Linked DNA regions of Mus musculus: region 2 is linked to region 1. The links are chromatin loops, found by intact Hi-C in ENCODE. Cell type or tissue: left cerebral cortex. All regions are shown on one strand. Links, peaks and the distances in the headings refer to the core of each region. The heading gives the core; the rest is flanking DNA. Region 1 holds the start of Pls3 (plastin 3 (T-isoform)). Region 2 has its middle 66 kb from the start of Gm14707.

Evidence for each region. A loop is a pair of places that touch in the nucleus more often than their neighbours do. Peaks named below come from ENCODE experiments on the same cell type or tissue, not always from the same donor. Only the 100,000 strongest peaks of a DNase experiment are listed, where the experiment ranks them.
Region 2: a loop joins it to region 1, with 5 times the contacts of the local background. A loop is called at or near these places in 4 of 42 quality-filtered maps.

The regions. Positions count from the first base shown.
Region 1 is chrX:75,864,206-75,879,920 of GRCm38, reverse strand. Pls3 (plastin 3 (T-isoform)) reads left to right here and starts at 4,751. Exons shown (of 16, transcript NM_001166453.1): 1 at 4,751-4,873. In left cerebral cortex, for the core only: CTCF peaks have their summits at 5,759 and 7,873; DNase peaks (open chromatin) are centred at 5,320, 5,814, 6,045, 7,850 and 1 more place; H3K4me3 peaks cover 2,497 bases; H3K27ac peaks cover 1,261 bases.
Region 2 is chrX:76,173,324-76,189,038 of GRCm38, reverse strand. No RefSeq gene overlaps it. Among named protein-coding and RNA genes, the nearest start is that of Gm14707, 66 kb to the left of the region's middle. In left cerebral cortex, for the core only: no CTCF peak of the experiment used is centred there; DNase peaks (open chromatin) are centred at 6,390 and 7,415.

The DNA of each region.
Region 1 (15,715 bases), core at 2,701-10,700:
TGGGTTAGACTGAAAAAGTTGAGAGAATGGAAATACACAAGTAGAAAGGTCAAGAGAAAGGTCAACTGGACAGAGAGAGAGAACACCGAAAAAGAAATTGGATCTTTTTGTGAGCTTCAGGGAGGACAGGAGGACATGCTTTCAAATTTTTGTGATATCCATTTTAAGTTACTTATCATAAAGCTGAGATGGATAGAAAATTGGAGTCAGAAGGACAGAGCTAAAACCATTTAGATTATTGATTCACAAGGTCCTAAGAGACCTCTATCTAGCCTTTACCTTACTAGTGTTTTACAAGAATAAATCCATAAAATAACCATTAGTTCAATAAACATTCAGTGAACTTCTACATACCAGAGTACTTTGTAAGGTGCTGTTAGGATGGATTAGAGCCTATAACTTGCCTGTAAGCAGGGGAGGGGACACCAAAGATCACCAGGGCATGCTGATTTACATAGATAAGAAAACCACCAACTTTAGTTTAACTCTGTGAACCATCCTTTCTGTGTTAAATTTCCTTTGTTGGCATAAAGGAATGCAGTCTAAATACATCTCTGTGGGTACATGGGTGCGTGTGTGCATGCGTGCATGCGTGCTGCTCCTTAGATCCAAATGCTAAACTTTGAAAATGACTTTGAAATGAAAGGTAGCCAGGTTATATCTTTGGCTATCACGCAGCTCATTACAAAGGAGTTCCACCAGGGTTATACTGTTGGGCTAGTCAAACAGGAATCTCAACTACAATCCAAAAGTGTGCTTCTGTGCGAAAGGCACACATTATCTCTTGGAAAGTTACTGAGATAATGAGGTAGCACGGTTTTAAAAGTATGCACTGCTAAACTAGCATTAAAGACTGATGTTTGGCTGAGGGTTTTTTTTTTTTGAAGGGGGAAGGCTGTTTTGGGTGCTGGGGATTGAACCCAGTGCACTATTCCGTGTGGGCAAGCATTCTAAAACCGAGCTACACCCCCAGCTCAATTGTTTGAACTTTGAGATCTTTAGTGCTGATGGAAACTATTTATTAGTAGAAACACTTGGAGACTTGGGGAAAGGGGTCTGGGAAAGTAATTCAGTGCCTGGCAAACCTGAGGACTGGAGTTAGAGGTGAGAGAGAGAGAGAAAGAGAGAGAGAGAGAGAGAGAGAGAGAGAGAGAGAGAGAGAGAGAGAGAGAGAGAGAGAGAAATGAATAGCTGGGGAGATAGCTCATTGGATAAAGATCTTATTGGTGGAATCAGCAAATACCTGAAAGTCCTGGTGGCCACCTATAATCCCAGTACTCAGGAGGCAGAGACAGGATCCCTGGGGAAAACTGCCCAGGAGTATTAGAGTATTCTGGTTCAGCCAGAAACCTTCCATCCTTAAATAAGGTGAAGGTAATGGAGGAAGACCTCTGAGGCCAATTTTAGGCTTCTGCACCGACATGCTTGCACATGAACCCAACTACATGTGAACACTCAGACTTACACACAAACCACACACATATATTCAGAAGAGGAACACAAAGTGTGTGGCCCCATCTCTTTTTTAAACATATAATTATATTTAACTCTTTTTTTCCGATTAATTTATTTATTCACTTTCCATCCTGGTCGTTTCCCACTCCTTCCAGACACCCTCTCACCATCCCTCCTGCACTCAGGGTGGTGGCACCATTTCTTAAAGAATACCACCTGGGGTGATCCTCTGACCTCCAGACTTCCTGGCACACACATGCATTCATATGAATACATACATGTTCACACAGAGACACACAAAATAATGAACATGAACAAAATGGTGCTTGTTTTGTGTTCTTTTGTTTTGTTTTACAGGGTCTTAAGTATCCCAGCCAAGGATGAACTCAAGCCTCCTGCCTGTCTCCTAAGTGTTGTCATTTCAGGCAGAGATCGAACCCAGGGCTTCACCCATGATAGACAAACACTTTAGAACTATACTAGCTTCCTGTCTACAGGAAGGATTTTGTTTGTTTTACATTCTGAAAATGGGTTTTCCCTCTGTAGCCCAAGCTGGCGTCTGCCTCCTGAGTGCTGGGATTATAAATAAGTGCGGTCATTCTACACTGCAGAATTGTTACAATCTAGCTTATTTTACTTTACATTTAATTAATTAATTAATTAGTTAATTAATTAATTAAACATGTGCCTATGCAGGGCTCATAGGGGCTCACAGAGAGAGAAGTAACAATCACTGGTCCTGTATGGGTCTGAGCTAGTTCCTCTGCAAATATTTTATGGTTATGTAGCTTGGCATTCTCGAGAGACTCTTAACAGTGAGACTTGGGGTGTCTCTGACTCTTGCCTGCTCTTGGAACCCTTTTTTAACTACTGGGTTGCCTCATCCAGCTTCGCTATAAGGATCTGTGCCTAGTCTTATTGCATCTTGTTTTTCCATGTTCGTTGGTTATCCCTGGGAGGCCTGCTCTCTCCTTCAGGGAAATGGAGGAAGAATGGACCTGGGGGAGAGGGGAGTGGTGGGGAGGGACTGAGAGGGTTAGAGGGAGAGGAAACTGTATTTGGGATGTAGTATATGAGAGAAGAATAAAAATGCAATCCTCTCTTTCCACCTCATGTTTCTGGGCCTGAGTAGAGAGAGTCGGGCCTTGTGGCAAGTGCCTTTACTAATGGAGCCTTCTTCTTGGCCCTCTCTGCTTTCTTCTAAATGCTAGAACTGGAAAACCATGGTAAAAGTGGAATTCAAGTTAAACTGGACAAACTCGCCTATATTGTAACACTGTGGCCCTCTTGATAAATTAGAAGCAGGCAGGGACTATTCAATAGGGACTGGCACAAGAAAAGTTGCAAAAGTAACCTTCCCTAGTTAGTGTGTCCAGAAATTGTGAGGAAAGTGTGCCAGTGACCACACCAAGCCATGTGCCATTTCCTGAAAACTAAGAATCTCCTTCTGGAGCCTCCTAGAAATGTGCACGGCAATACACCATGTGCTGAACCCAGACAGACGCAGGACAACATCGCCAATAACAGAGATATATTATCTCAGAAAAGCATGAGTGCTTACACATTTCTTCTTCACCTTTCTGTGCCTTTTGTAAGGTCTCCTAGTTGGCTAATCACTGACTAATATTTAACAGGGCCTTTCCCCAGTGCCAAGTGTTTCCCTGCTGGTCGAGCCTCTAGACAAGGTGGCCTCCCTCATTTAAGAAGGCCTAGTATTCACTACAAGCCCTATGCTTCCCCTATCCCCATCCTCCCGGCCTTCATTTCACTATGTAGCACAGGTTAGCTTTGAACACTTCAGCAATCCTCCTGCCTCAGTTTCCTTGTCCAGAGCTCCTCTATAAAAAGGTCTAATTATAAGTTTTAGATATACTGGGACAAAACATATATTACTTAAATTAATTTTAACTTTATACTTTTTATGATAAAATCCTTGTAAATACTTCCTGGATCATACAACTTTTATTAGTTCACATACATTGCATTTTATTTATTTATTTATTTATTTATTTATTTATTTATGTGTGTGTGCGCTGCATTGCACATATTTCAAGGCACATGAGTGGAAGTCAGAGGGCAGCTCTCTCCTTCCACCATTTAGGACAGCTTGGCAAGTGCCTTTCCACACTAAGCTCTTTTGCTGGCCCTTGAATTCAATTTTTAAGCTCCTCATACTGTCGAATTCTTCCCTGGCATATGTAACATGGAACTTACCTGAACCAACTTTAAATTTTTACCAAACTTCCCAACAGACTCTTCCTGGTCAACAACAACAATGTGCTTAGGGTTGGAACGCTGCCAAGCAGGAAGTACTGGGGGGGGGGGGTTCTATGGTTCTCATATAAAACAATCTAGCTAGGGTTCAGAGGGACACTTAGACTTTTGGCCCTCCAAGCTCATTTTGGAGCTAGGATGAGCCCATGGATCGAAAAACAAACAGAGAGGAACCCAGTGTAGATGATGGCACAGGGGCAGAACCGTGGGCAACAGAAAAGGTGTCCCCCAATTGTTTCTGGGGAAAGGACACCCACCAGAGGAGACCCACTTAGGGACTACTCCAGTGCAACCAAGTGATGTCTACCACTTCTTCCTTCTCTCACTCACCTCTCACTCCTCCCTCTCAAGGACAAAGCTACCAGACAAGTGATTTAGGCCAACAATTCATTTGGCTGGTGCCAGGAACACACGGGCCTTTCCCTGACTATGATGAAATGGGCGTGCTGGCGGTAGGTGGTTATTCCAGTACTAGATTGTTGAGAACGCCAATTTGAGGCTACCTAGTATGATCCTCTCTCAAAACAAACCAAGCAAAAACAAAGGGGCAGTAGCTGGGAGGTTCCCCAGTTGGAGTCCTTTGGTGTCAGGTCTGAAGAAATCAAAGCGAAGTACTATACCTTCCCAATGATGAGAAAAAGAAAGAAAGAAAAAAAAAAAACCGGCACCGTAACCCCCCCCCCCCCCGCCAACCCCATACCTGACTTAACTAGGAGACGTTCAAACATGCTCCGAATTTCCCAACTTTACAGTTATTTCAGTAATGTTTGTGAAACATGCATTCCACGCCAAGCCTTGTAGATTTACTTCTAAGTTCTTCCACCAGGTAGGGAATGGAAAAACAGGCTTGCAAACAGAGTTCCAGTCCCCATCCCTCCTCATTGCCCATCCCTGCTGCTGCCGGGTCTCTCAGTTCCCCCACCCAGTTGATGTGACAGGCTCCTGGCCCAATCCTCTTCCTGGTTCCCAGGCCGCTGTGAACACCATCTGAGCCAATGGCTGTGGCCGCAGGGCGGAGGAGGCTGGCAAGAGGGGAGGGAGCGCTGGCTTTAGAAGCACAGCTGCAGAGATTCCTAGGGGCAGAAGTTGTCTGAGTGCTTGGTCGGAAGCTGTAGAGCCAGATCAGCGACTCTGCGACTTTTACGTAAGTGCTTTGCAGTTCCAAGGGCTCGAGGGGAGCCGGTTTCCTGGGCGTGGGTAAGAGTGGGTCCTGGTGAGAGCATCTCCGGGAACCTTAGCAGGAACGTGTGTTATACTAGGGGACGGGGGTTGGGCAAAGGGGGAGATCGAAGAAAATTTCATCTGGAGTCTGAGGCTCGGCTCCCGGGCGATCCTCGCCAACGGAATGGGTGGGAGCTCCAAAGGGTTCCTTATTACCACCCTCTGCCATCACTTTTTCTGCTCTTCGCTGCGACTGCTCTCTAGTTCCTCCTAACTTGTTGCCCACCACAGACCGAAGGGCTTAAAAGCCAACACTTACCCAGATTCCCTAAGGCAGCGACCACCCCTGAAGTGGAAATCCTAAGCCTATCTTCCCTCTGCCTTCCATTTCCAGCTACAGCCATTCTTCAATCCATCCCTCCCTCCCTCCCTCCCTCCCTCCCTCCCTTCCTCCTCAGCCGCTGGAAAATCCCAGAGCTAGCAGCGTAGGTCGCTTCCCGCTAGTTCCAAATCGCCCGCTCTAGGTGACCCGGCGGGTTTCTGAGGACCCCGAGGCTCCCAAAGAGGCGGGGCGCGGAGCGGGTGCGGTACCCCCCCCCCCCCCAGGAACCTGGCCTCGGCGGCCCACCTTCTGCCCTCTCCTCTCCCCAGCCCTTAGGCTGAGCTTCGGGACTGCGCCGCGACTCCCTATGAGTAAGCAGTTTTTTGGTTTTTTTGTTTGTTTGTTTTGTTTTTTGTTTTTTTTTTTGTTTTTGTTTTTGGTGTTTTGTGTGTGTGTTGTTGTTGTTGTTGTTTTGTTTTGTTTTTCCTTTCGGTGGCAGAAGCTTTCCAGGCTAGCCCGGAGGTACCTTTTGGTTCTCTCCCCTAGCAGCGCCCTGGCGGTCAGCTTGAGTCCCGATGGCTCTGGTTGTGCAACTCAGAGCTAGCGAGCAGGGCTGCAGCACCCGGGACCGCTCTGGGACCCCTGGGAGGCTGAGCCGAGATGGTGGCTGAAGCCCCATTCCCAGACTCAGCTGCACTTGCCTGTGTTTACTTTTCTCCGCCTGCTTACTTTAGCGACCTAATGAGAGGCCTGAGGACGCCGACTAGCCCTGCGGTCGCCAGTCCCAAAGTTGCTGCTGCTGCTCCACTAGCTCAAGTGTTGGCGGTTCTGAACCTCCCCTGGCTCCAGGCCCTTGCTTGCTCCAGCTTTGCTGACAGTTTACATCCTGAAGACTGGCTTTTCACTGGAGCTGTATAACTGACTACACCAGTGGTGCAGGTCTAGCTTGGATTTAAACTGGGGCGTCTAGTCATATAGGATCAGACCAGAGGGATGCTGCTATCACCCTTCTACTCAGGGGTAATGCAGACAGGGTGAAGGAGCTTGAGTGAATACGGTAGGTAGAAGTGTAGGTTTAAAAACCTACGGAACAGTAAGCATTTACTCCATTTCAACATCACAATGGGTTTGGGAGACTAAAGTTGAACACTGAGATGCAGTTTACTGTGAATTGCAACTTAATGGCCGAGGTCCCACACTTGCCAATTGGCATCCCGCATCTTAAGTCTCTGATGCCCCTAGGGTAATAGTCACATGACCTCTTTTGACTTTAAAACTGGAATGCAATGGCTGAGGCCCATGTTCCCCAAACTACCAAGACAAAAGTGTGGAGGGAGTTGGTGGGAGGGGCGATGTGTGTCAGTTAGCATCCACTGAACTAGATTTGCATGAGGGGAGCAGAAAGTGATCTGTTGCTGTGGTTTTAAGCAAAATTAAAAATTAAAAAGAATAATAAAATAAGAAAAAAGCTGCTTTCAAAACAAAGGCTTCAAATGTACTTATGTGGTGACATATATCTGTTTCCCAGAAATTCCATATACCTTTTCTAAATTTTAAAATCATCTTCTAAGAAAGCTAATGTTTAACTCATGTCTCATTTCATCCCTAAATGGCTGGTTTTGAAGACGTATCCCACAAGATAGTGTTAAAAAATAAACCATCACTACCCTTTAATCTGCCCTATACTATTCTCAATATTGGGCATCTACTTAAAGGTAGAGAACAATCTCTTGTGTAAAATTAACTATCAATTATTCGTTGTTTGAAATTTATTGGCTTAGAAACCATACCCAGACCTACTTGATACAAAATTTCCAAAATTGGTTGGGTTTTGTGCTGTGTGGTGGTTTGAAAGTCTCTGAAAGGACTTTCCCATACTGTCCCATAGTGGAAGTTTCCCTATTTAGATTATATATTGTCACATATGAAAACAGTGTAGAACAGCCAAGTGTGGTGGTGGCAAGTGATTATAAGCTGAGCACTTGGGAAGCTGAGGCAGGGGCATCAGCTGTCCAAAGCCAAGAAGGACTACATGATGCCCTGTCTCAAGCAATAAGTGTATGAGTTAAGAAAACAAGGAAATTGAAGAAAAATAAAAGGAAAGGGAAACACGTAGAGGAGTCACCCAAGTCAGGAATTTAAAAGTCTCACTTACTTGCAAAAACAGGCTCAGTTTACACATATTAGTACTTAAAATCAAGTACTGCAAACCCTACAAAAGGGAAATGAGGGTTAGGGGTTGAGGACCCTTTAGAGATAGATGGTTCACATGATAAAAGTCAGTCCTGACTACCCAAGTCCAACCCCCTGGACCAATTGGATAGCAGAGAACTAGCTCCTGCAGTTTGTCCTCTAACCTTTACATAGCATTCTTAGCACACTTTATGTTTGCATACATACACACACACTATATTTTTTTAAAGTAACTGGGAATATATAAAAGATTTTTGCTTTGCGTCTTTCCTCCTAGACTTTTTATTTAAGTAACCTGTGAATACCTCCTGCACTCTGTTTTCAGCTGTACATAAGATTCTGAGCCTGAAAACCACACTTATCTAAAAGCACAGGGTCCTGATGTGCAGGCTAGCCTGTTGCACAAATTAGCTAGCAATGGATTTAAACTATACCTGAACTCATAGAGATGAGCCCCCCTAGTGGAAGGAAGGAAGGTGACAATATAATTTTAGAGTGAATTTCTAATAAAAGTTTAACTTAACTAAAAAAAAACCACATTGTTTATGCAGTTCAGCACTGTGTACGTGAGTAGACACTAATAACCATTGTTAATTTCCTAGCTTTAAAAGATGTTTAGATAGATATATAAAATGATACTAGCTGGGTGAAGATCAACATCATCTATATGATTGTTGTTATTCTGTCAAGCCAAAATTATTTCAAAATGAAAATATTTTAAAGCCAGTCGTGGTTAAATTACATCTCTCATTCCAGCATTTAAGTGGCAGATACAGGGGAATCAGGGATTCCAGGACACCCTCAATCAACTAGCTTGCTTCAATGAGAGCCTGGCTCAATAAGGCAAGAAGAAAAATGGTTTAAATTGCTTCTCTCTCTCTCTCCCTCTCCCTCTCCCTCTCTCTCTCTTTCTCTCTCTCTCTCTCTCTCAGTTATACTCATGGTTTTCTTTTTAATCATTATTTAATTGTTTTCATACAAAATAGTTTGGTCATATTTTTCTCCCCCCCAGCCCTCCCAGATCCTATTCATCAAACTTTATGTTTTCTCTCTTTCTCTCAACAAAATGAAAATCAAAGAAACAGAAAACAATTCAGACAAACCCAGTGTGAAATCATTTCTAAGAGGTGGAACACTCCTGACAAGCTGGGCTGCAGGCTGTCTAAGTCATATACAAACAGAATCCTGAGCCTGAGAACCCGATTTTGATCCCTGTACCACCTAATGGCTGTTGAGAACAGACTCCTGACAGTTATCCTCTGACCCCCACACATGACATGGCAAGATGTGCTACCCAATAAATAGAATTACCACTACTTTCTGGTCCATAGCACTTCTTGAAATGTCCATACAGTTAAAACAACTCTCATTGCTGGCCAGAATTGGAAGACTGTGAATCTGTTTTTCTTCTTTCTTTCTTTCTTCCTTCCTTCCTTCCTTCCTTCCTTCCTTCCTTCCTTCCTTTCTTTCTTTCTTTCTTTCTTTCTTTCTTTCTTTCTTTCTTTCTTTCTTTCTTTCTTTTTTTCCTATTTTTTTCTGTGACACATGGTTTCTCTGTGTAACAAGCCCTTGCATTCCTGGACTTGGCTCTGTAGCCCAGGCTGGCCTCAAACTCAAAGAGATCCACCTGCTTCTGCCTTCAGAGTGCTGAGATTAAAGACATGTCCTACCATGCCTGGTCTGAAACTCTAATTCTTAATTTCTACCCTTGTATCCCATTTGGGATGCAAGCTAAATTATGTTTTGCTTCTGTTATGCTTCAGTTATGTCTTTTAGACACTGAAGCCTAAAATGTCTAGTCTCTTTGATGATCTTTAGAGTCTAATTGCTAAAATGTGACTAGGTTTGTGACATTTGGAGTAGGATTAGTAATATTTTGATGGAGATAAGTCTCTTCTACAAACAAATAAACAAAAAAACCATATTAAACTTGACCACGATTATTATGGTAGAATAGTATGACTCAGTATACTATCAGAAACCCAGTGAATTTTTTCTCCTAGGCAAGGAATATGATTGCTGTCATAATAAGGGGGGAGGGGGCAGCTTGGCCATGATGCTTGAACACTCAAGTGATGCCCTTGGACAAAGGAAGAAAGTCCACTTCTAACTCCGTGTTTTGTTTAAGGTGTGGTTCCTACTTGGCTTTTTACATTTCTTGATATCATATTCTTGGCATATATTACAATGGCAGAGATCTATATTTGTATTCAGTCTAGTATACTCTGGGTGGGAACTATATAAAGCAAGACATTTATTGTAACTGATTCTAAAAGTAACTGGTATGAAATGAGATTTGAAAATGAACATCTATCAATATATGGCAGCTTGAATATCTGTGTTTTAGAATTATTTTGTACTTGTTAGTATGGCAGGTTGGTTTTTTTTTTATAGAAAATTATCTAAAGGGGACAGACAGACCTGTAAAAAGTAAGCATAAGATTAGAAGTTTCGAGCTGGGTTCACATTTCGAGTCTGTACTTATTCTAGGGAGTGGTATGCCATATAATGTAAGCTTAATGTGATATAGGATTCCAAAGCTTTTTGGATGCATTGTTGTGATTGTTTTCAGTTTGGAGTCCTTTGTTTAAAGTTGTGGCAACTATCTAATGCTTACATGACAAGCCCCACCCCATGTGTGTCTGTGTCTGTGTGTACCTTATGGAGATGGACATAAAGTCTCTTTCTCAATGACCTGCCTCCTTTTTTTTTTTTTTTAAGACAGAGACTCTAACTGAAACTGGAGCTTGTCCATTTGGTTAGACTGGCTGGCCGGTGAGCCCTAGGGATCCCCCTGTCTACACCTCCTCAGTGCTGTCTGTCAGTTCAGGCACATGCTACCTCATCTGTCTTTTGTGCTTATATGTTGAGAAATCCGAACACAGGCCCTCATGCCTTCATAGCAAGCACTTCACTGCAGAGCCATCTCCCCAGACCTTAAATGCCATTCTTAAAATCCAATCTCATAATACATGGGCCAATTTATTTTAGTTATAGAGGGGAGGCCATTTCAAAAGATTCACAGCTAAATTCAGTAGTATTGAACGTTGCCATATTCTTACACTTGAAAGTAAAATGCGAGTCGGGATTGTTCTAGGGATGAAGAAATGTTCTATTTAATAGAAAATGCTGAGAGAGGAGGGGTGTGGTATGAAGGGCCTGTAATCTCAACATATCAGATGCCAGTGCACACAATGAGTTCTAGACTAACCTTAGTTATGGGATCTTGTCTCAAAAAAAACCCAACAAAATATGGAGGTACAAGTATATTGATTGGATATAGCCTCAGAGGAACTGCCACTGAGCCAGAATTTCATCTTGAGAAACTCACATAAAATTGTTATATTGGTAAATAACATTTAGTCCATCTATGTACTAGACACTAAGCATTTTCTCAGTTTTGAAAAGTGCAGTAGCTCAATGATTTTAGTTGGCTGGAATTCCTTTTTGAATATAGCTGTAGTCTGGCTATTCTCACTTATATTTGTTTATTATTGTTTTTTTAATGTATATGGGTGTTTTGCCTGCATGTATGTCTGTGTATCACTTGTGGTACTTAGTGCCCATGGAGGCCAGAAGAAGATGCCAAATACCTGAAATCTAGAGTTAAAGAAAGTTTTGAGTTGCAGTTTAGGTGCTGGGAATCAAACCCAGGTCCTCTAGAGGCCCAGCCAGTTCTCTCACCCACTTGAGCCATCACTCCAGGCCCTGTTCTCAGTTGTATTATCATTTAACTTCGTGTTATAGTTGCAGGGCTGGACGTGGATATCAGTGCCTCCCTCATGCCAGGCAATTCATTCTCTAATGATCAATATGCTGGGCTCACATGTTACTTTTTCTTTCAGTCAGAGTTCTGCTTATGACACCCAGACTAGCCTTAAACTCACTTTGTAGACCGAGCCAGCCTTTGAACTTGTAATCCTCTTGAGGGTCCTGGATTTTAGGCTTGCACCCACCAGGCCTGGATATAGACCGATTTTTATAATATGAAAAAGTTAAATTTTCGTAAAGCTTAGAAATGTGATTGATGATAAATGTAGTGTTGCTGATTCTATTGGGTGTTGAATCTCTGCTCTTTCATTTCTCCGATGTCTGGACAGATAGGCCCATTTCAGTAAATCACTGTTGTACTCATAGCTAGAGTTTGCTTGATTTTTAAGGCATCTGTTTTTAATCTATGCATTTCACAGGCATGTTGAAAGGATAAGTGAGCTATGCGAAAGCTTGGCTCTTCAGCAGACAGGTGCTATATACATCCAGCATACTGTAGCTGTATTTAATAACTCTGCTAGGGCTTTAACAGGCCTTTTCAGATGACTGGGGCATAGTTCAATGGCAGAACATTTGCTTTGCTTGCATGAGGTTCTGGGTTCAATCCCAAGAATCCCTCACACACACACACACACACACACACACACACACACAGAGGGGGGGGCAGTTATTGTATTTTCTTACTTAAATATTATTCAGCATAGCATGTTAATGTCATCAATTGATTTTTTTCCTTGTTACTGTTTATTTTTCCTTATTGGTTGTCAATACAGAGTCTGTTCTCTTCAATTTTCTTTTTCTTTTAAGTTGTTCATTAGTATACACACATTTAGGTTTCACTGTGGTTTTTTTCGAACAGTTTGTTATGGTTTATTTTCATATACCTCCCTTCTCCCCTTTCCCCCCTTGTAGCCTTCCCCACCCTCCTGCCTGCTTTCAGCACATGTGTGCCAGAGTGCTTTCTCTTCCTCCACACCTCTCACCACACTAATAGTCTCAGTTCTAGTTTCAAAGCCCGTGCCCACACTCACTTTTGCCTGTTTACATACATATAAACATTATATGCTAGGATACACACATGAGAGGATGGGAATTTTGTCTGAATCTCAGCCTCCTCACTTAAAATAATGCTTTCCAGATTCATCCATTTTCCTGCAAATTTCAGTTTTCTTTATGGCTGAATAAAATTACCCACTGTGTTTGTATTACATTTTCTTTATCCATTTATCTGCTGATGGATATCTAAGCTGATTCCATTTCCTTGCTGTTATGAATAGAGAGCAGCAATAAAAATAGATATGTAAGTATCTCTGTGGTAGCATACAGAGTTCTTATGGTATATGCCAGAAATGGTAGCTGAGTCATCTGGTAGTTCTGATTTAATATAATTTCTTATTCTGTATGTGCATGTGTCATGGTCCACACGAAGGTCAAAGGACAACCTGCAGGAGGAGTTCTTCTATCATGTGGGTCTCAGGAATTGAATTCAGTCATCGGACATGATGGTATATGCCTTTACCTGCTGAGCCATCTTGCCAGCCCAGTTAAATAGCTTGAGAATAACTGAAAATCATGGCTAGTTTGTAAGAGTGGGTGATTTTTACTATGAAAAATCATTTTTCATTTTTAATTTGCACCTTCTTACTTCAACCATCTGTGACTTAAAATAGTCACCAGGAAAGGTATTTTGTGTAATACTGTAACTTGTGCATTGAAAATAGAGGTTTGATTATCCTAAGTTATTATGCACGCATTGAAAAATGAATGCATATACACATTATGATTTTATGTAAACATAGGAAGTCCTTACATTGTATAAAATGCAATATATTCTCAGCCACTGTCTCTGTTTATAGCTGAGTTCATGTTCTACACTCTCCTTGCCAGGGCTACACAGAGAAACCCTGTCTTGACCCCCCCCCCAAAAAAAAGAGAAAGAGAGAGAGAGAGGAAGAGCTCTGTATAAAGACAGAGGAACTTTAGTATATCTAGTCCCTTAGAGTGTGTATGTATTGGGTGGGGTGGGATATAGTTCAGCTGGTAGAGTACTTGTCTAGCATACATTAGTAGTTCCTAGGTTTGTTCCCCAGTATAACAATACCCAAACATGGTGGCACAGTGTGTAAATCTCAGCACTCAGGAGGCAAAAGGAGGAGGGCCAGTAGTTCAAGATTAAGTCTGAAGCTAGCCTGGAATACATCTCTCTTTAAAATGACCTACAAACCACTAAAGAATAGATAAAAACATGTGCAAGTGCCCTGTGTAGATGCCTAGAGCCCACAGAGGTCAAAAGGGGGCTCTGGTTTCTCTGGAACTGGGGTTACTGCTAGTTGTAAGCTGCGACATGGGTGCCAAGAACCAAACCCAGGTCATTTGCAAGAGTGGCTAGTGCTGTTAACTGCTGAACCATCTCTCCAGCCCCATCATGTAATAAAAGTATTTAATGAAGACTTATGTACTGGGGTTACAAAGAGGATAGAAGATAACTCCTGCAATTCAGGAGAAGAAAAGGACACAAAGGTAATATTGGTTTTTATGAAATTTAAAAATATTTATTATAGCTTTTTATTAATCTGTGTGTGTGCACATCCAAGTGCTTCTGCATGGCACATCAGGACATGTGGAAACTGGTTCATGCCTCCCACATTATTGAGACAGTGTCTTGCACTGCAGCACGGCATCTTCCAGCCCATTTGGGTTATACTAGCGTGATTCTCCTCTCGACTTGCCATTTCCATGTAGGAGTGATGGGATTACAGATGCCCACCACCACATATGGCTTTTTAAGTTGGTTCCAGGATTGAACTTGGGTCAATCCTTTCATAGCTATTACTTTTGTGTGTTGGGCCATCTTCTTCTCCGCAATATATATATCATGGAGAAATGAATTTAAATTCCATTTTTTTAAACATAAAGTAATTTCTAAATTTAAACTCTGTATGGACAAAGACATTCACTTATATCCCAGTATAATCAAATCTAAACTAAGAACAAATCACATTTAAACATTGTTATTTCTTTGCAATAATTATTATGTCCTAAAAAAAAAGAGCCCGCTATGAGTTAATTTTACTTAAATAGAACATTGCTCAGCATATAAATGAAGGTCAGCAGACACTAGTGTCTTGGAATAAAATATCCCTTTGGCTAGAAAATGTGCCACACCCAATTTTGTTTTTACAAAAATAAAATTCTTTCCAGCTTCACTAAATTGGAGAGATGCTGTGTACAACGACAGTAGTAGTTGGCTCTGCAACTTTGGAAATATCCAAGTATCCCTGTGTACAGAAGCCCTTAGAAAAGCTGAGTTACACAAGCAGTACTTGGGCCTTCTGTCGCTCCTGTTCGCTTAGGTTTTATCTAAACTGTGTATAAAGTACAACTAACTCATACAGCTGATGGCTTTCATTTCATAACTTATACTTCATGATTTTCACAAACCTTAAAGTGGGTAGGAGCATCTGGGATTTCAGGTATGACAGTCACTCCCTCTGGAAGCCAGGAATCAAAGTAATGCATATGGCTTTCTTAAAAGGCAGTGAGAACTTCCTGCCAGTGGATGGACTACCACAGGCAGGGATTGAGAAAAATCTCTGTTCTGGTTCCTTCCTTCATGCCTGACACACAGCAGGACCCATTTACAGCATTTCCTCTATATTCACAAGGAATGCACTTCAGGAACTCTCTCGGGATGCAGAAGCCCCTTATAGGAATTATTATTATGCACATTCTTCATGCATTTTGCGAGTGGAGGTGAAAACTGAATCAAAAGCCTCTCACATTTTAAACTTACCACTGAGCTACACTCTCCCACATAGATGATTAAATCATCCTTCGGTTGCATGCTCACCTGTATTGCTTAGAGAATTAGGACAAGAAAATATTCTATGCATGTCCAATACAGACATGGGTCTTTCTTAATATTTTTCACCTGGTGCTGCTTGAACCCACGTGGAGCATATAGCTATAGAGGACCCATTGAGTTGGGGAAAAAGAAATGATCTTGAATTTTCTTGCTGATAAGCATGAAGCTGAGGTCTGGAGATATGGCTCAGTGGTTTGTACTGGGCATAAGTAAGGTCATAGATTTGATCCCCAACAGAAGGGGGGGCAGGGAAGGAGGAAGAAGAAAGGATAGGGTGAAAAGAAAGAAGGAAGGAAAGAAATAATGTAAAGGTGGTGTGGGAGACCACCAAGTTGAAGGAACCCGAATTAGCAGACCATTGATTTATGACACCTGGACTTCATTCGAAGACACTAATCACATGGTGTTCTTGCATGCACTTACTTTTTAACTATTTTCTTTACTAGAACTCTTATTAGCATAAGTTTGTTGTACAACATGAAAGAATTCATCTGGAAATTTACATGCAAATACACAATGTACTTTGGCCATTACTCCATTCCCCTCTCTCTGCCTTGGCCTCTAGGCCTCCCACGGGTCTGTTTGCTTTTTCCAAAAAGGCTTTTGAGATTCACATCCTATGTGTGTGGCATGTGCCAGCGTTCTGTGTGGTAAAGATTCTGCATGTGAAAGAA
Region 2 (15,715 bases), core at 2,808-10,807, 310 kb before region 1:
TCACTGAAGCAGACACAGGTAAAAGGATGTTTTGCTAAAGCAAACACATCAAAGAATGCATGATGCTAAGGTTTATAAATGTAACTCAATAGACAGTGGATGATGCTGGATGGTATTGGTACAACTTGTCATTCCTCAGTGGTCATTATTTGTTGTAAATTCATAGAAAGAAACTCACCAAAAAACTTCTGGTGGTGTTCTGTTAGCTTCTTGTGGCTTCCAAGGGCTCAGGCCTATTGGCAGAATGAAATGGAAGTTTCTGGATATGTCATCTGATAGAGATTCACATGGAATTTTGCTGAGGTATGTGATATTTGGAGGGAATATAAATAAGACTCAATGGCCAGTGATAGCTGGCGTACATAGCTAACTTTGCATTGCTTCTTTGGTCTTTCATCTTCCTCTAAAGCAGGTGAAGGTATGAAAAGGAAGGCAGATGCTCCAACAGGTCAGGGCAGAGCCTATGTCTGCAAGACTCTGTGGGGTCCCAGCAGGTGGGGGTATCCAGGCAGGGTTCTCACATGTATCTCAGTGTCCCTAGTTAGAGCAGGCCTTCTTGGATACAGGCAAGGCTGTGGGGTGGCAGTTATCTTAATAGTCTTAATGTATGAAAATGCTTCTTTACTTAACTTTTAACTTTATACAATAACACACATGACTTTTAGTTTAATGGTCAACTTTATGCTAGAGAAATGGTGCTGAGTAGAAAAAAAAAGAATTCATACATAAGGTCAATAAGCTTTAAACATAACAAATGCAAATTAAAACATGTGAGGTGCAAGATGTTTGTTGTTGGGTTGTGCTAGACAATTCATGCTTTGTGACTGCACTGTAGGATTCCCTCCATGGCAGATGAGCTGGATGAAAAATCAGCTAAGGTTTGTGTTCCAGCTCTAGTTTGGTTGTCCTTGGTTAAATGTTTGTATCTTGGATTAAGGTTTCAGAGAGTTCAGTGCCTAGTCACTGGGCCCTATGATCATAGCTCAGAAAATGAGATGGGATTGTGCCATAGAGGAATGTCTTTAGTTCTTGGTGGCATAGAAGCAAAGAGAATGCCTGCCCACCTTGGCAGTCTCATCCCTTCCTCCTTTTTCCATCTGTATACCAAGCCCATGGGAAGGTACTGTTCCCACTCAGGGTGGGTCTTCCCCATTTAGTTAATCCTCCCTGGAAAATATTCTGATAGGTAATGTGCCTTATCTCCTAAGTATTTCTCAATCCAGTCAAAATGAACCTACACAGTTGATAGCTTGGAGGATAATTGTTTGAACGCCCAAGCCTATCAATATGAATCCATTGAAAACTGGGAGTGGTAACATCATCTTGGCATACCACTCCTATACATCCTGTCTTTTCACTCTGTTTTCCATCATCCCCTGCTTATGCTCATGCTCCACAGAATGTGGCTTTCGGCCAAACAGCAGCTTATTAGAGAAAGAATCTTGGGCTTCATTCTGGAATTGGAATCTACATTTTAACAAGATCTCTGGGTGATTCATCTGCACATTAAAATTTTAGAAGGACTTACCTAGACTAATTACAGCCATTGAGTTGGTTCTGTCTCCATTCTGGCCCTTTCCAATACATCTTCCTTTTCCATTACAGCTAGGAAATTCTTTTCAATAAGCAATACCTATATATTTCACTATTAATACTTCCCCAGGAATCCCCATTATAAAAGTGCAATATGGAAAGGGCATAGTCTGTAAATTAAAGATCAGGTCATGTCTGAAACACTTATTAGTTTTGTGACTTAGATAAAGGAAACAATAAAAATGGGATCTCATTTAGCCAAAGTTGACATTGAACTTTTGATCTTCCTGATTCCACCTTCCAAATGCCAATTTTGTAGGAATGGGCTTCCATGCCCTGCTGGTCTTGTGGCTTTTGACAGGTGATACAAACATCTTGGTTTCTGTCCCCTCAGCTTTAAAATGTTTTTAAAATTCTGGACTTGTAAGTATGGGTCGATGATTAAGTAAATCCATATTTTCAGGAAGTTTGACAGAATGGCAATATACATTATTCAGTTGTGAGCAATCCATGGGGATGAAGAGAGTATAGAGAGGCATACTTGAAATGTTAAAAGTCTAAGAATAGAAATAACTTGTTGTCAATGTAGGAGGATGTATGTTGTGTGTCTTCTAAAACAAGGGCAAACCAGGTCATGGAACTCCCACTGAATGCTCTTGGGATCCTTGTTCGGGAAGGAAACCAGAAGTCTATGTAGAGACTACTATACCAAAGTCCTCCATTCAGATATTTCATTTCCATCAAAACATGGAACTGAAGATGAAGCTCTTTGGGCCTCCAAACCAATCCACCTATCAGTAGACTACTACATAGTGGTGTGAGCTTATGCTGTAGGAATCAGACCTACCCTATTATTAGTTCACCAGATCACATGCTATGTTCAGACCTTGGTTTTATTTCACTAAGTTTGGGAGGATAACTTTTCTTAGGTAATGCAGTCACAGATGGTTTTGAATACAGTCCCCTCTGGAACACATTGAGATTTAATGCCTATTATTTGACAGAATAGGCAGGACAAGGTAGTCCCTTTAAAAGGTGCTCAGGCATCCTCCTTTGGGTCCTCCTTGTTATTTATACTTTCTTCGGGTCTGTGGATTGTAGTGTGGGTATCCTGTGATTTGTGGCTAATATCCTCTTATCGGTGAGTACATACCATGCATGATTTTTTGGATCTGGGTTACTTCACTCAGGATATTTTCTAGTTCATCCATTTGCCTGCAACTTCATGATGTCCTTGTTTTTAATAGCTGAGTAGTATTTCATTGTGCAGATGTACCACATTTTCTCTATCTACTCATCAGCTGAGGTACTTCTGGTATGCTTCCAATTTCTGGCTAGTATGAATAAGCTGCTATGAACGTAATGGAAGAAGTGTCCCTGTGGTATGGTAGAGCATATTTTGGGTATATGCCCAAGAGTGGTATTTCTGGGTCTTCAGGTAAAACTATCCCCATTTTTCTGCGAAACTGCCAGATTGATTTCCAAAGTGGTTGTACAAGCTTGCAGTCCCACCGGCATGGAGGAGTGTTCCTCTTTCTCCATACTTTGCCAGCGTGTGCTATCAGTTGAAGTTTTGATCTTATCCATTCTGATTGGTATAATTGGATGTAAAGTGAATAAATAAAAAATTTACTGGGAAGAAAAGATGCTCAGGACTCTACCACTTATATGGATTCATTTGTCTTGAATAAGACGTCTACTATAAAATCTTGTTTTGTTAGGTCTCATATGACCTTTTAGACTCTCATCAGGCTGTCTTGGAGGTCTTCTAGCTAGAAGGCCACAACCTCTCAGCCTGAAGATACAAATCTACAGTACTAACTACCCAGGAGGCCGAGGCAGGAGGATTACAAGTTCAAGGACTATCTGGACCATGTAGTGAGTCCAACTCAAAATGAAACAACTAGTTTTTCTGTAACAAATGAAAAAAGAAAGAAGGATGAAGGATGAATTAACCTGAGGCTATAGGTCAATCCAGAGAACTTGCTTGTCAATTGCATAGCCCTAGCTTCACTATCCAGCATGGCATAAGTCCAGAATTAATTAATTAATGAGGAGCCAAACTGAACATCTTGTCTTTTTTTTTAATTAGATATTTTCTTTATTTACATTTCAAATGCTATACCCTTTCCTAGTTTCCTCTCTGAAAATCACCTATCCCCTTCGACCTCCCCCTGCTCTACAACCCCCCCATTCCTGCTCCCTATCCCAGGCCTTCCCCTATAGTGGGGCATAGAATCTTTGCAAGACCAAGGGCCTCTCTTCCCATTGATGGCCAACTAGGCCCTCCTCTACTACATATGCATCTAGAGACACATGTCTCACCATGTGTTTTTGGTTTTTTGGGTTTTTTTTTTTTTGATTGGCAATTTAGTCCCAGGGAGCTCTGGGGGTACCCTGATATACCACCTCACACCAATCAGAATGGCTAAGATCCAAAATTCAGGTGACAGAAGATGCTGGCCAGGATGTGGAGAAAGAGGAACACTCCTATATTGCTGATGGGATTGTGAGCTGGAATTACCACTCTGAAAATCAGTTTGGTGGATCCTCAGAAAATTGGACATAGTACTACCGGAGGATCCAGAAATACAAGTCCTAGGCATATACTCAGAAGATGTTCCAACTTGTCATAAGGATACATGCTCCACTATGTTCATAGCAACCTTATTTATAATAGCCAGAAGCTGGAAAGAACCCAGATGTCCCTCAACAGAGGAATGGATAGAGAAAATGTGGCCCTGTACTTACACAATAGAGTACTACTCTGCTATAAAAAACAATGAATTTATGAAATTATGAGACAACCAGGTGGATCTAGAGGATATCATTCTGAGTGAGGTAACCCAATCAAAAAAGATCACACATGATATTCACTCACTGATAAGTGGATATTATCCCAGAAGGTCATAATACCCAAGATACGATTTGCAAAACACATGAACCTGTTGTCTTTTAATGTACCCAGTCTTTATCACAAAATAGGGATGGCCCTAAAACTCAGAAACACAGAACAGCCCTAAGTCAGATACCTAAGGCCAAAAAATAAGCCCCCAAAAAATTTGTAATGGAAAATAGAGACCAAGATGTGAAAATAACTGGCACGCATTGAGAGTTCCATGCTGATAGCTGTGGAGGCTGAATAATGACTATATCAAAGTCCATCATGATTATTTTCTCTATATTCACATTTAGGCAAATGCATGTATTGGGAGGATCTCATCCTGAGTGAGGTAACCCAATCACAAAAGAAGTCACTTGATATGCACTCACTGATAAGTGGATATTAGTCCAGAAACATAGATACCCAAGATACAATTTGCAAAACACAAGAAAATCAAGAAGAAGGAAGACCAACGAAATACCCATGTAAGGAGTTACAGAGACAAAGTTTAGAACTAAGATGAAAAGATGGACCATCCAGAGACTACTCCACCCGGGGATCCATCCCATAATCAGCCACCAAACCCAGACACTATTGCATATGCCAGCAAGATTTTGCTGAGAGGACCCTGATATATCTGTCTCTCGTGAGGTTATGCCAGTGCCTGGAAAACTCAGAAGTGGATGCTCACAGTCAGTTATGGGATGGAACACAGGTCCCCCAATGGAGGAGCTAGAGAAAGTACCTAAGGAGCTAAAGGTGTCTGCAACCCTATAGGTGGAACAACAATATGAACTAACCAGTACCCCCAGAGCTCGTGTCTCTAGCTGCATATGTAGCAGAAGATGGCCTAGTTGGCCATCATTGGGAAGAGAGGCCTTTTGGTCTTGCAAACTTTATATGCCCCAGTACAGGGGAACACCAGTGCCAAGAAGTGGGAGTGGGTGGGTAGGGGAACAGGGCGGGGGGGGGGGAGGCTATAGGGGACTTTCGGGATAGCATTTGAAATGTAAATGAAGAAAATATCTAATTTAAAATTGAAAAAATACATTATGAAAAAAAAGAAAATCTATGCAAAGTTCTGAGATAGTATTAGTAGTTGTTGATGAATAATTGTAATTGCAGTGAAAATTCCCTATCATTGGTTCCTACCAGTGTGAAAGGAGTAAAGTTTACATTGCAAAGCACAGCATTCACAGTCCTCCTGGGAATCTCACTCCTCTTTTATGTTTTTGTACTTTTTTTCTTTTTAAATGAAAGGGGCACCCTTCGTAAGATATTATAAGGAAGAACTCCCCACCCCAATGGAGGCTCTCTGATCTCTGTGAGTTCCCATGAGTCCCAATCAGTTGATTCAGTGATATCCCAGATACTACTTGTTTTTCCGATCCTTTCTCCCACACCTCTACAGGACTCTCAGAGCCTAATATTTGGCTGTGGGACTCTGCATCTGCTCCATTTGGTTGTTGGGTGGAGTCTCTTTGGTCTCTCTGATGATGATTAGGCTAGGTTCCAGTGGTCCCAGAATACTCTGCAAGCAGGAAAAACTGTCAAAGGTTTTGTGGCTGGGTAAGATACTGTCTCATATTATAACCCAGGCTAGCCCAGAACTCACTATTTTGCCTCGGCTGGACTCAAAGTCTAAATGATCTTCCTGCCTTGGTTTCCCAAATATTAAGATTGTGGGTGTGAGCCACACACCACACCCAGCCTATTGGTTTTCTTCAAATTCCTATCTTGCTAATGCACATACTGTAATCTTACACATTCAAGAAACGAACAAGATACTTAGTGTCCAGAATGCAGCCTGTTGTTTCATTCCCCCACGTGATTATATTTTGCTCTCTCTTTTTAGAAGGCTTGCCTCTATAGGAGCTTCATGAATCAACTCAGATGAACCCCCACAGGGAGGCTGTTTCTGACACACAGCAATAGAATTCCTTCCTTCTGTTGTGAGGCCCCTGCTCTAAACAGACTTCTGCCAAGACATCAGGACAAGTTTATTATTTTTCTGGGTGTGTCTGTCTGTTGCCCTTTAGGAGACTGTGAAATCCTCACTCTCTTGAAGCTTACAATGCAAAAAAGAAGAGCCAGACAGCACATGAATAAATCTATGATTGAATTGTGCTCTAAGGAGGGCCTGTGAGGAGTAGAACCAGAGCAGCTGGTGAGACCATTCAGTAAGTAAGGGTGTGCTGCACAAGTAGGAGAACATGGGTTCAACTCCCAGAACTGAGGTAGAAAGCTGGGTGTTGTGGTCCTGGGTGCACCTATAATCCTGGGGCTGGACAGTTGGAGAAAGGAAGATCACTGGCACTTGTTGAGCTCAGTTGGTGAGCTCAAGATTCAGTGAGAAATTTCATCTCAAAATAATATGGTAGAAAGTTACAGAGGCAGATTTCTGCAATGCAGTTACTGGCTCAAAGCACACGTGAATATACTCATAGACACAGAACATATGCATAAAAAAAAAGAATCAGTGAGGGGTGGGCCTACATTCTGGTGAGCGGGACAGAGATTTGGGTTGAGCTGGAGGGATGAGATATTCACTTTCCTCAGATGCTTAACCCAGAGGAGAGCCCAAGGCCTGACATATAGTAGGATGCACTGAATACTAAATGAAGCAGCTCTGCCACATTCACAAGCTTCATGGAAGGATCACAAGTGATAGCATCTGCAGAAGCCCTTTAGAGAGGATAAAGTGCAGCACAAACGTCGCTTTATTACAGGGTGTACACTGAGAAGGCAGGAGGCAGCCTTTGCTCTTTCTTCTATCTGAGAGAACTTCTGCAAACAGGCAAATTCTGCCTGAGCCAAGTGCATTCAGGCATCCAGTGTCTTCCTAAACATCATATTCCCATTCTATTGGGATGATCAGCATTGCTGTTAATGAGATACAGGAGAGAGTAGACACAAGGCTTGTGTGGGTGTAGCTTTGGATGTAGTCCTGGCATGGGAGGCTAGCCAGCTCTCTAGTACATTGACTTGAAGATCCAACTGGATGATTTTCAGAAGAAGGGGGGATGCTAAGAAGAGTGGAAAATAGGGGAGTTGATTATGAGTAGGAATAGTAACTCCATGTTTGCCTCTCCATCTGTTCTGATTCCGTGGCCAAGTGTTTAGTTTCCTCTTTCTGCTTCCTTTACTTTCCTGACTTAAAATATTTCTCATTTCTAGTAAGACCAAAAAAGAATTGAGATATATTTAACATCTACTATGTAAATGACACTATGGCATGTGTTTCTACAGCATGAAGGACAGAATTTCAGAAGTTAGACTGCCTAGACTTGTACCCTCTCACATCAAAACACATGAATCCAAAATATTCACCTACTTTATGTTCAGCATAGTACTACTGGAAACAGGAAGGAGACATTACTGTCCTGTGTGAAAGTTGTGTGCCTCCTATTCCCAATTCTCCCTGCATGATGAGGCAAAATGATATCATTTTCTGTGACTCAAGTCCATCTGTCTGTGAGGGTATAGATTATATATTATAAATTATTTTCAAGCCATGTTTCCAAGGGAAGCTGGATTTTTGAGCAGGATATTGCAGAGATGCTATGAGAGTAAAAAACAGAACTTGTAGAAAACAGGCACACCCATTTTGCTTCAACAAGAGGTACTAAATTTGGTTTCTATGTGCATATTCATCTTTAGAGTAAGATTTCCATGGAAATAGATTTTAAATACAAACTATGTTTTTAATCACTAAAGAATCAAATACTTATTTCTGGGGCAATATTCTATAGTTTGAAAGGGACAGGGGCTATGTAGCTCACAGTGCTAACCCTTACAAGGCCCTGGATTTAATCCCTAGAACAAGAAGAATGAAACAAACCTGAAGGTGGGGGAAGAGGAATTCTGACAGTATTATATGTCATTTGATAACATCAAAGCTTCTAGATTTAAAGAATGAGAGCTGAAGAGAAGGGAACTAGGGCCAGTGAGCTATCTCAGTGGGTAACTCCCAAGCCTTTGGAGCTCAGAATGAGCCCTGAGTCCCACATGTGGAAGGAGATTGCCAGCTTCCATATGTTGTTAGCTCATGTCTGTTATCTTTGAGGGTAGAAGATGGTCATGAATTCAAAGCCAGCCTCAGAGACATAGTGAATTCAAGTCTAGCATGAGCTATACACTGAGACCATGCACATAAGGGTCACTTCCCTTTATTAAGATTCTCTGTGGCATGCAGACAAAAGCCAGGGCACTGCAGGAATAACAGCTACTTTATATCTTAATGTGTTTGAAAAAATGATGATAAAAGTTTTTACCAGAATCTGATCATGGGCGAATCCATGCAGCACCACTGAAAACAATCTTATTGGCCATACTGGTGCATGATCACTAAACTGCCAAATGTTAGGCTTTGTGTGGAAATATGTGACCTGACATACCATCTACGTCTACGTCTACGTCTACATCTACATCTATCTATCTATCTATCTATCTATCTATCTCTGTGTGTATGTGTATATTTATATATAATTTATTATATTTATGTTTATTCTTCTTCTTGTTCATTTAGTTCTCTTTCTATCACATAAGGCTCCTTAAACAGAGAAATATTGTGCCCCCTCAATGTAAATTACATAATTTATGTTTGTCTTTCCGATCTCATACACTTATTAGCATGCCTTACTCAATAATGTTGGGGTGCAAGTATGTATGTGTGTGCATGTAGAGACCACTGGTCAATGTACATTTTACTCCTCAGTTGCTCTCTACCTTAGTTTTTGAGGCAGGGTCTTTCACTGAACCTGGAGATCACTAATGTAGCTGAAGCTGGTCAGCAAGTCCGGGGAATCCCCTTGTCTCTATCTACCCAGGACTGGGATTACAGGTGCATACTACAACACTCCACTTTTTTACATGGTAATGGGCATCCAAATTCAGGCTTGCATGACAAGCACTCACTAATTGAACCACCCCCCAGCCCTCAATAATACTGCCCTAAATACTTGATATTTCAATGACGTACATTTTTCCATACCAATGATTAGAAATTCACATAGCTGCAATATCAAGAAATTCATAATATCTACTCTCAAGAATTCTGAGTGTGTGTTTCCTATCTTGAGAAGTTGAACTAGAGTACAGGTAAACTTCCTTGAATGTCTTTTAGTGAAACACTATGAAGGGAAAATAACTAGTGTGCAGACTGATTTAGAAAGGGGTACACAGAATTGGAGACAGTAAGAAAAATGCTATACACTCTGGAGTCACTAATGGGTAAGTGGAACAGTAGCAATCCTACCACATTACTAGAGAAATATTGTCAAAAAAATACACAAGGAAGGAGGGTTGATGACAGGAAAGATGTGGTGAGTGGTTTGTGCTTGGGATAGAAATGACTTAGAACAGAATTCATAGTCAACTGACTGGCAAGACCATCCAGACCTATTGGATGGTCTACCACTCAGATGGGCTGGCCACTTCTAAATCCCTCTTCCAAAGCTTTTATCTCTCGTTCTCAGCTCTCAAGCCATAACTGTTGCTTTAATCTTTGTTTAGTCCTCAAGATGCAACAAGCATTTAGTTTAAAAGAGAGATCCTTGGCTTGGCGGGAACATGGATTTTCAGGCATTATGGAAGGATTAGGAACAACTGGGAGGACTTCCCACAGGAGGTCAGCAATTGTCCTGATTAGGTTACATGAAAAACAAGGGCATCTAACTTGTAAAGGAGAATTATGAGCTGGGATTTATAGATCAATGGTAGCTCTCACATGCTTAGTGTAAGTGGAGAGCCTGGCTTCCAACCCCAGCAATGCCTGCTCTAATGTATGTTTTTCCTGAGTTAGAAAATTTAGTGAATTGTTGTGGAAAAATGTCTGGACTTAGTTATGTGGATTGTGGATGTCTCTACTAAACATTGTTGGCAAGGAAAGCAGAAAACACAGTTATTGTAAGACTGCTTCTTTTAAGTGTCTCAAGCATTTCCTAGGGAGAGGATGTTCTGAGTTCAGGTCAGTTGGCATGGGTCTGTCCAGAAATGCTCAAGTAGTACAAGAGCTGAAATGACCTCATCTACTTTCTCCTGATTCCCTATCAGTCACATATACATCCCACAGTAGCAAATGGTGCAAGTGTGTATGTGTGTGCATGTTTATGTGCTTCTGTGAACGGACAACCTGACCACAGAGCTGGCCTGAACAGAGAACGACAGGCAGAGGAGTGCATCAATTTGGTACATCACAGATTTGAAGCCTTGTAAGCTATTCTGGGCATAAATCAGCATTGAGTAAGTTCACTTTCAGGATTTTGGAACCATAGAACTGAAAGACACTTTACCTTTGAGATTCAGTATTCTTGTCTTTTCCCTCACCATGTGTCCTTGAGAAGCCTCAGCCCAGATACATACAGACATTGGTACCACAGCCTGCATATGCCATTTCCACTGCAGTCCAGCAAGCTTTGTGTGGCATCCCAGATTGACTCAAAGATCATGTATCACAGACCATCAAAGTGAGAAAGCAAATCTTTTGGGTTCAGACATAAAGAACCTGACCAAAGGTCGAACTCAAATTAACTAACAGGCTGGTACCTAGCACCAGTTTCCAGGTTATTTCCCAACAAATCTACACCACCAGATTACAAACCCACCCCTGACACTTCACTTCCTAGCAACCACAAGGAAAACAGAAGTGAAGTTTATGGTTTGGCTCCCAGCACCAGTCAATTATGATGAAGGCCATAATGCCCCCCATAAGATGTGTACCAGGCTAGATATCCCCTTTTTGCCTCTGTAAATGCTTGCCTGAAACTGGGCTCAGGGCTCCACCTTCCTGCTGTGTCAGGGTTGGCAGGGAGCCCAAGCTCCAGCTTGAATTAAAAGACCCTAATCAACTCCTTGGTGGTCTTTTGGAGTTCATGGACACTTCCTGGCACATCAGAAATGGACTCATAGACACATTTCTTCCAGATTACTCTAGTCCATATTCTGTTGTATTCAGTAAATGACAATGAAGAAAAACATTCTAATGGCCTACTGTTTACAGTGACCATGCACATATTGCTGGATGCTTCTTAACTATTAAAATGTTCCAAATCTAACCTCCTCCACCGCAAACAAGAAGGCTTAATAGTATTCTGCCATTCTAAGTAGTAATAGCAAAAAATTACTCTGGCACAAATGCATGTTTTCCTCTTAAAAATGAATAAAAGAGCAATTATCTAATTAGTGTCTGCAGGAAGGAAGACAAGGCTACCAAAGGGATTTAACTGTACCTGTGCTCTCAGAAATGACAAAAATGCTGAGATGAGAGAAGTGAGAACAAGTGAGTTAAAAGGGTTGAGAGGTCAAATCTTTTACATTCAGACTTCATTTTAGAGAACTTGAACTCAGGCAAACTAACAGGCTGGTGCATTAATTTCCAAGTTATCCTCCAACAAAACCCGAGTCTCCAGTCTCTAGGCTTACCCCCCAAAAGACCTGCATCTTCAGATTACACCCCCCAAAAAGACCAGTGTCTGTAGGTTATTACCCCAACACATTTGCACCCCCAGGTTACAAACACACCCCTGCCTAATGACCACCAATGGAGAGGGAAATAGGAACTAAGTTTACCAATTGATTTCTAGCACCAGCCAATTATGTTAAAGGCCATAGTAACTTTCCGATTAGATGCTTACTCACTCACCCCGAGCACTGTCTTTGTTTGCTGCTTACTATAAAGTCTTTCCCCAATAGATATTCAGGGCTCATTTCTCCATCAAAAACCATCCTGCATGTTGGTGGTGAATTTAGAGGCCCAGACTAGCTTGAATAGATTAAAGACCCTGCTATGGGTTGAATCAGATAGACTCTTGTCTAGTTTTTTTCTTTGTTTATGGGTTTGTTTGTTTGTTTTTGGCTAGGGGTGGGTGTGGGACATTACTAACACTCACCTGCCACTACATGGTCTTGTACTAGGCAGCCTTCTACAACTGAGCTATATTTCCAGCAAGAAAGCAGCTTCAAAACCACTCTAAACGTAATTAGCAAAAAAGAATTGCATCAATGTGGACTTTACATTTACACTGACACGGGCAAAGGAGTCCCTTGACAAGTATAAGGGTAGAAATATGCTATAAAGGTCAGTGTGGTGGTTTGAATGAGAATGGCCTCAGAAGGGTCATAGATTTGAATGTTTGCTCTGGATTTTGTGGGCTAGTTGGGAAGGATTAGAGGTATGTGGCCTTGTCAGAGGATGTGTGTCTACTACGAGTGGGCTTTGAGATTTCAAAAGGCCAGGGCATTTTCCCATCAGATCGTTTGTTCTTCCTCAGCTACTTCTACAACACAACATATGCATGGTACCTCTATGCTCCTGGCCCTGAGGGTCACAGACTTTACTACCCTCTGAAATTGTGAGTCTCAACTTTATTTTTTTTAAGATTTTATTTATTTATTATATGTAAGTGCACTGTAGCTGTCTTCAGACACCACAGAAGAGGGCATCAGATCTCATTATGGATGGTTGTGAGCCATCATGTGGTTGCTGGGATTTGAACTCAGGACCTTCGGAAGGGCAGTCAGTGCTCTTAACCGCTGAGCCATCTCTCCAGCCCAAGTCTCAACTTTAAATGATCTCTTTTATAAGTTGCTTTTGTCATGGGGGTCTCTTCACAGCAATAGAAATGTAATGAAGACAGCAAGATGGATATATTATGGCGACAAGTTCTACAGCAACGTAGTCACTTCTCAAAAATTCTATGGACTAGGATCTAGCTTCTCTCAAGGCCCCAGGATGAAGGAAGAGCAGTGCTGCCCTGGGCTCTTCTACATGTTTGCAGAACAAGTACAGGGAAGGCAGGAATAGTGCTTATTTCTATACCATGTTGTTTCTCAGCTGACAAACAGGCTGGAGTATGAGAGCCAGTGCAACTGCTCGGTGTGGCAAGTCCATGTCATTTCTTACTCCCTTTCTTCTACTTCTCCTCTTCTTCCTCCTCCAACGTGAGATGGGGACTCACTTGGTAGTACAGGCTAGCCAGGAACCTGGTACAGAACCACGAGTAGCCTGCAGCTTCCCATCTTCCTGAGTCTGTTTCCTAGGAGAATACATAGGTGTTCCATGGACTGGCTTCTCTTTTCAACAGGGTCAAAATACCATCTAGAAAGACGAGACTACTCTTGATGCTGGAAACAGGTAAGAGTGTTTGATTTGGTTTGGTGCTACCCACACTCCAGTGTAGTTTGCTTGACAGGCCAAGAAGCCTGAAAGCACTCACGAGGCAAAGAGTTTCACGGAAACTTAACCTCCTGGAACCAGGCATTCTCATATCCCATATACTCATACCCTTTCTCCGCATTAGTCTGGTGTATGGATCCACGTGCTCTCTTTTAGTATTATTTTATTATAAGTGCCTTTAAAGATCGAATTTTGACATAGCTAAGCCTCCCCCAGTGTTCCAATGTCAGAAAATCCTTGAAGCCAACAAACTTGGAATTCAGTAGGAATTCGGTAAGAAGATCATCTATTCAGTAACATTCAAATTTACTTCTAGTAGAGAGGGGGAAACTAATTAGGCATTACAAAGAACAGAGCTAGACTAGCTAGGGGCTGCTGGCCTGCAGAGTGTTTACTTGAGACAATAGCCAGTCTTACCCAGACAAGGGAATTCACAATGGCCTAGTGAATATGTGGGTTTACCATGAAAGAGTTAGGGAATCTCCCCGAGACAGGTTTCTTCACTAGGCCCAAAGAAACAGCATAATCTGGCATTTACTAAGAACCCCTGGTGGTGGGCTTAACAATAGACTAGCATTACACCTGGCACCATTCTTAGTGGCAGCTGCCTGGTCCCCACCTTCTTCTGATGTATACATTCCTAATGTTTTGTGTCACTGTAACTTGGCAGATGTATCTCGCCTGGTTTCTTGTTATTCTTCTGTATAAAAAGTTCGATGCTCGACTTGACAAATTACATTCAGATTCTACACAATCTCTTGTGTCGCATCTGTCTGTCATTCATTCGCTGACTCCTTGTCCACCTGTAACCAGAGACCCATTCTACACAGACAAGGGACCAAAAGGGTCTGCGGCAGTTTGGTTTTCACATAAATTCTCCATATATTATCTGGGCTGTCTGGAGATTCATGGGTCAAACAATTTTTCTTTCACAGCTTTTTGAGTAGCTGATACTATAGGCCTGCCAGAGCACCCTGTCTTAAACAGGTGACAATGCTGGGTACTCTTTTTCTTGCAATTCCTTTCACCTGAAAACTTCATTGTATTAGGAATAAAGAATAATTGTGACTTGGGTGTGAAGCTATGAGCCTGTAATCCAGCAACTCAAAAGGCTGAAGCAGGAGGATTACAAGCTCAAGCAAGTCTAAATTACATGATGAGAAACCCCCATGATAAGAAGAATGGATTGATTAAAGTCAAACCAAAACAGAGAAATATGAAGTGGGCAAAGTGCATGACAAATGACCACATATTTTCATTACCAATAAAGTGTCTGCTAGCTGCTAGCTGCTACTTTACTATGGTTTTGCTTCCCAAGAGTTTCCTTCCCAGTTAACTGACCCAAATAACTGCTGAGATCCTTTAAGCATCAAAGAGTTAAGCAGAGGAGAGCTCCCTTTTCCATTTCTTGCCTTTTTCAGTAAAATTTGCTTTTGACTGAGTACAGTGCTAATGAGGATACTTTCTCTGCTTCTGAGGTACTTTGATGTAAAAAGATAATGACTTTTCAGCCTGCACTTTTACTAGTGAATATAAAAACAGGATGGCTCTTTCAAATATGATATGACATTAAAATGGAGTCATTATCAGCAGCCACAGCAACAGAAGACCAAACTAACAAACACCACCAATGGTGCTTCTGGAGTTGCAGGGGTCTTGGTGTGTTTTATTATTAGTTAACATATATTTAACATTTACCAGCAACTAGTCACTGCACTAATAACTTTATTGAGTTTCTCACAGTTTCTCAGGAAGTAGGAATTGGACCCAGGACATTTGCCCTTACTAAGCAAGTGTTCTCTCACTGATCTATATTATCAAGCCCTACTTTACATTTAATCACAAGACAGAGTCTTACTAAGTTTCCCAGGCTGGTCAGTCCCTCTAAGTGCTGGACTCTAGGCATAGCTATGGTACCTAGTTATCAGATAGATAATTAATCTTGAAAACAATTCTCTGCAATGTATAAAATTATTACCCCCTATTTTATAAATGGGGAAATTAGGCTAGCAGAAGGTAAATATCATACTCAAGACCAAATAGCTAGTAAGTGCTAGAGTCCCAATCACTTTGCCATAGGACATAGGAGAAATGTTGGCTATAATGCTTTTGAGAAAGTGGCA